2 separate regions of the Homo sapiens genome follow, and region 1 is linked to region 2. The links are chromatin loops, found by intact Hi-C in ENCODE. Cell type or tissue: heart left ventricle. All regions are shown on one strand. Each heading gives the region's core, and the rest is flanking DNA. Links, peaks and the distances in the headings are about the cores only.

The links. A loop is a pair of places that touch in the nucleus more often than their neighbours do. Peaks named below come from ENCODE experiments on the same cell type or tissue, not always from the same donor. Only the 100,000 strongest peaks of a DNase experiment are listed, where the experiment ranks them.
Region 1: it touches region 2 in a loop (3-fold over the local background); 2 of 110 quality-filtered maps call a loop at or near these places.

What each region holds. Positions count from the first base shown.
Region 1 is chr18:45,505,714-45,508,627 of GRCh38, forward strand. It overlaps a transcript of SLC14A2 not described here and a transcript of SLC14A2-AS1 not described here. Among named protein-coding and RNA genes, the nearest start is that of SLC14A2-AS1, 3.0 kb to the left of the region's middle. In heart left ventricle, for the core only: no CTCF peak of the experiment used is centred there; no DNase peak of the experiment used is centred there; H3K27ac peaks cover 431 bases.
Region 2 is chr18:45,560,909-45,563,822 of GRCh38, forward strand. It overlaps a transcript of SLC14A2 not described here. Among named protein-coding and RNA genes, the nearest start is that of SLC14A2, 53 kb to the right of the region's middle. In heart left ventricle, for the core only: no CTCF peak of the experiment used is centred there; a DNase peak (open chromatin) is centred at 1,743; H3K27ac peaks cover 1,938 bases.

The sequences.
Region 1 (2,914 bases), core at 303-2,802, 55 kb before region 2:
GGAGACGCTGACATTTTAATTGGAAGCATCTGTTGCCTTTTCTGTTATTTTTGGCCAGGTTTGGTTTATTTGTATGAGCCGATGTTTGTGTACAGACCCGCCTACACGTTTCACAAAGCCTAGCCTTGCCTCCTCTCTCATCTTCTTCTCAAGTAGCTGACTGGGATGTGTGACGGGGCCACTTGCCTTCACCCTGTCCATTCTGATGTGGATTTCTCTCCGCAGAACTAGGGTGGGGAGGAAGGGCCAAGCTGAAAACTTCAGAGAAGCACCTTCTTGAAAAAGATGTTCTGAGGGAGGGAGGCTCACCGCTTCCTGCTTACTGCAAAGTGTCTGCTAGCCTCCCAGCAGGAGATTCTGCTTCCAGCTTCAAGGCTGCAGCCAGCTTTGAGGCTGCAGGGGGACCTTGAAGGTGTCAGGTCCAGTCCTGTACCCCTCCCAGCTCTGACTCACACACTAACTGAGGCCCCGTCCTCAAGTCTCTCAGGAGTCCTGCTCCCACTAGCCTTTGAGACCTGCCCTTCACTTTATCCTCACTTAGAAAACCCAACCTTCTTCTCCCCATCAAACCCAACCACCTCCACAGAGCCTTCTTCTAGTTGTCCAGTTAGCCTGATCACACACCAGCAGAGCCACTATCTGTCAGTAATCCAGTGGCAACTGGGTGTTTGCTGAATTCCGAGCTGTAGTGGGTTGAATCGTGCCCCATCAAAAAAATAGTTCTACACAGAACCTTGGAATGTGAATTTATTTGGAATAAGAGTTTTTTGCAGACAAGTTAAGGCTCTCCAAATGATATAATCCTAGATAGGGCGGACCCAAAAATCCAATAATGGAAGAGACAGAAAAAGACATGAGAGAGAGAAACAAAGGGCATGTGAAGACAGGCAGAAATTGGAGTGATGCCACCACAAGCCAAGGAATGCCAGGAGCCACCAGAAGTCAGAAGTGGCCAGAAAATTTTTTCTCTAGTGCCTCCACAGGGAGCATGGCCCTGCCAACACCTTAGTTGTGGATTTCTAGCTTCAGAACTGTGAAAGAATGAATTTCTCTTATGCTGAAGTACCGAGTTTATTGGTAATTTGTCACAGCAGTCCTAAGAAACTGATATTCAAGCCCTGGGCTAGGGTACCATGGTGTACAAAATCCTAGGAATGAAGGGGAACTGGAATCTGCCCAGACGTAAAGTGAGAGGACCTGACTTTCCTCCCCTGAGGGGAACCTGACTTACCCCCTCCTCAAGGGGATATCACCACTCACCAGCTATATACCCTGGAGGAGGTCACTTGAGCTCCCTGTCTTCACTGTCCTTTCCTGTACATTGAAGGAGATGGACAGGACAAGGTCTACGAATCCCTACAGCTCCAGTGTTGTCTTTTTTGTGTAAGAAAGGGAGATTATAACTACACAAGGTGATGACATCATAACCCCGGGTCCCCACTGTGAGAGGCACACTGAAATGAGCACTACAGACCCTAGGAGGGGAGGGTTCAAGTAGAGTCAGGGAAGGTCCTAGGGGAGGTGGTCTCTGAACTCAAGGGCAGGTTGCCAAAGAGGAGGAGTTGGGAGAGCATTGATGACCGGCAGAGAAGTCAATGCGCAGAGGTCAGATGAGAGAGTGACAAGGAGGAAACAAGGCAGGCTGGAGCAGAGAGGACCACAGGAGCACCATGTCATGCTTCACCCAGAAATCAGTCTTTGGTAAGCTCTGCCCCATAACCAGGGTCTAGCATTGAGGGAAGTGCTTTCCTCCATGGGAGAGACCAGGCTGACCCTCAGGTCACACACATCCACATTAAATAAATATGGATTGAACACTCACTGTCACCCTGCAGTCCTGGGCACTAAAGAATCTGTGGGGACACAGACTCTGTCCTCAGTGGGCATACAATCTGATGGTGGAGGCAGCCTATTGAGCATGTAACTGTGTTCAGGGAGGTAGGTATCTTAGGCAGAAAAATGCAGAGGAGCTTCTGCTGCCGTTTGGGGAGCGGACATCTTCCTGGAAGAAGGGACTTTTAAGCTACTTGAGAAATGAATAAAATTGGCCAGTTGACAAGAATGGTGAGAGTGTCCCTGTAACTCTCCCTCATGTGAGTCCCATCAGACTCTCTTTGCTTACTGCAAAGTAAAATAAGGAAGCAGAAACATACAACAGGAATAAATAGGAACTGTGAGAAAAGGTAAGAAGAACCAACTAGAAAAACATGGCAATCTGGGGCCATCTGGCAATGGGGCAAATATCCCTGAACAAACAAGAGCCTGCCAGGTACCACTCCAATCCTATAATGCAAGCTTAAAATAGATTCCATGTACTCTGCTTATCTCAAAGGTAAGAAAGACTGGAATACTTAGAAACATCATCATCCAACATGCTCAACAGAGGCATCTCAGAACTCTGAAAAATTGTTCTGCGTAGATCTCATGTTCTAGCTGGGGCTGACCTCCTGAGTCTTCCTGTGTTGACTTGTTTACAGGCTAGTCTTCACTTGGGTTCTTGCTGTGACTCTTCTCTTCCTCTATTAGTATTTGGAAGAGGGCAGGGCCTTTGATACGGTTTGATTGTATCCCCATCCAAATCTCATCTTGAATTCCCATGTGTTGTGGGACGGAACCCAGTGGGAGATCATTAAATCATGAGAGCAGGTCTTTCCCATGCTGTTCTTGTGATAGTGAATAAGTCTCATGAGATCTGATGATTTTAAAAAGGGGAGTTTCCCTACACAAGCTCTCTTCTCTTGTCTACCGCCATGTGACATGTGCCTTTCACCTTCTGCCATGATCGTGAGGCTTCCTTAGCCATGTGGAACTGTAACTCCATTAAACCTCTTTGTTATGTAAATTGCCCAGTCTCAGGTATGTCTTTATCGTCAGTGTGAAAACAGACTAATACAGCCTTCATCTTTTCTTTGCT
Region 2 (2,914 bases), core at 286-2,785:
CCAAATTAAACACTGCTATTCTCTTCTCTTCTGCTTAACACGGAAAAAGTCAACTTAGGTCATTCCCTGACAGAGAGATACAAAGATAAGGCATTGTCCCTGTCACCAAGATATAAGCAACAGCACAGGATACTGTGTGGTGAAAGACAAAATAAGCAGTAGAGATAAGATTTCTGAGGACTGGAGGGAGGATATGAGGAGTGAGGGATGAGCCACGGGAGGCCACTGTCACCAGCCACAGTGGCCTGGACCAGGCAGAAGAGTCTTATGGTTGAGTATGTGCCATAACAGCTGTAGGGAGGACATTCTGGGTAGGAGGGTGAATGAAGGCAACGTGCCTGTCGGGGAGCCAGCTGAAAATCCATCCTGTGGGCAGAAGAAGGCCTTGGGACTTTGCTCAGTGGTCATGCTTCCCTCTTCCTGTTCCCTATAGTCCCACTTAGTCTGGGGAAGCTCTCTGCAAGAGAGTGACAGCAAAACAAGCAGTTTGTCTGCTGCTAGGGCTGCGGAACCCAGGCCAGGTGTTCCAGAGGCCACGTTCCTGGCCTGGCTGCAGCTCACTGCAAATGAGGCTGGGAAAGGGTGTCCAGTCTTATGCCAGGAGGAGGGGCAGCCCGTTGGGTGGCTATCATGCCTGACTCTACTTCACAAACACCTATGTACTCACCAAGCAGAAATAGTGAATGTTAACCTTCTCTTATTTGCTTCATATTTTTTAATAAAAATGAAAAATATTCAGAAGGAATTAAAAACTCTTAGGTCCCACTCCCACTCCCCTCCCTCCCTCTCCAGCAACAACCCTATTATGAATTGTACATATTTCTTTTTCATCCGTGTGTTCTCAAATGGATATATTCATATGGATCTCTAAAACACTATATAGTATTTGTCGATATGGCACTGAATTTACATAATTGTATCTTAACATTATTCTGCAACTTGTCTTTTTCACTCAACATTTCTATTTGGGGATCTATATAGATTGATGATTTGACTCCATTTTCTTTATTTAACTGCTCTATGGCAAGTCATCATATTCCCTAATTTCTTTATCCATGCCTTCATGGATGGACATTTAGCTCAGGTATATATTTTTTTTAAGCAAACAATGCTGCATTGAAATTCCTGTGCCTATTTCCTGAGGCACCCAGTTCTCTCTCCTGTTGTAGAGAAAATGTTGAGACTCCCCGTTCCAGTTCAAATGCAATTAGTACACCTCCATCGGGTGCACAACACCAAACTAAATACACTGAATCATTCTAAGAGATGCATTCAGAAGAGTTCCTCCCTTTAAGGAGCTTACAGTCTAGCAGAACAGATAAGCATGTTGTGAATCTACAAGTTAAAAGCTCTAGGACAGTGCCCAGTCTATACGTAATTAAAAGATAATGTCAGTTGACCTGATAGAGAAGAGCTGAAGGTAGACCAAGTAAGAGTGAAATCTACATGGATATGGGTCTTATCAGGAAAGCTTTCCTAAAGGAACTTGATCTTGATAGGGGTCTTGAAGAAAATACAAGCTTTAGGTGCTCAGTAGTAAGTGTTCAATGAATAGGAGAGAGGGCATTCCTGGCAGGGGGACAGCAGGAGCAAGTGTCCTGGGGCAGGACTAAGCATGGAATGTTAGATGTCTTGTCTGGCTGGAGTGTCTGGCTGGATTGAACTTGGAGCCATTCTTCTGTTTTCAAAGTTGATCTTAGCCCCACAACAAGTCCATGTGGCTTGTTGGCCCGGGCAGCCGGCCTGGGTGGTATTTTTCCATTACTCTGAGCAGAGAAGAAGTTCAGTCACTTGTTGATAGCAATATGATCATTCAAGGAGAAAACAATTAGGGATGCTGAGCTCTGGCCCCCGGAGAGGAGGGAGGGAAGGAAAAAATTCTCCCTGGGGGGAAGGGGCTGGGTGGGAAACAACCAAGAGGGTAATTGGTAAATATTATTGTTTCATTCCATGTTTGCCTGCTCTGCTCTGGTCCCTCTGCAAGCGGTGCATTTAAATCACACTGTCTGACTTTGGCAGGTTTAATTGAGTCGCCACTGAAAAAGAAATTATCCCTGTGCTATTAATTTTTATAGTTCCTCGGGGCTTTTAAAAAGTGTTTGGATTTTCTAGGTCTTTGAAAATGAAAACATTAAATTTTATTAAAAGGAAACGCAGGGGGGCTGGCAGGGCCCAGCCAGGCCCTGACAAGACGGTTGGTGGGAAGGTTTGGGCCCTCTGAGGCAGTGTGACAAAAGTTTTGCCCCTTGTAGAATGAGAGGCAGGTGGTCTCTAAAGATGTGTGAGGTCTGCCAGACCTGCATCCCCCACTGGCTCAGGATGGGTGCCTTGTCAGTGCCACCCCAGACCCCGCCCTCATGGCCAAAGTCTGTGCTGGCAGCCACAGGCCAAAGAGTGCTGTGACCGGGAGCTCTCTGTAGGAACTGGGGGGAACATAAGGGCAGACCAGTGTTGTGGGGCCAGAAGCTTTCACAATTTAGAAGGCCCTCTTGAAGAAAAAGAAAAGAATTCAAAATCCCAAATGCAAAATTACATTCGAAAGTATAATTTTATTGAGAAAGAATGAAGTCACAACAAATTACACATTTTAAAAAGCTGACAAATTCTACAGGCACCACAAAATCTAAAATAACTGTCTGACACATCCGTAATACTTTTCTTCCTACATTTTTTTTGGCTACCAACTCTCTGATCATCTCTTTAAATGACTATAATTTTTCAATATCATTTTTATAGAGAGAATACAAAGATAATTCAGTCTATCTTTTACCAAACTGCAAACTCTTTGATCATCTCTTTAAATGACTATAATTTTTCAATATGACTTTATAGAGGGAATACAAAGATAATTCCGTCTATCTTCTAACAAGCTGATCAAATTTTGTACTTTATTATTCACGGTTTGGAAAGGTTT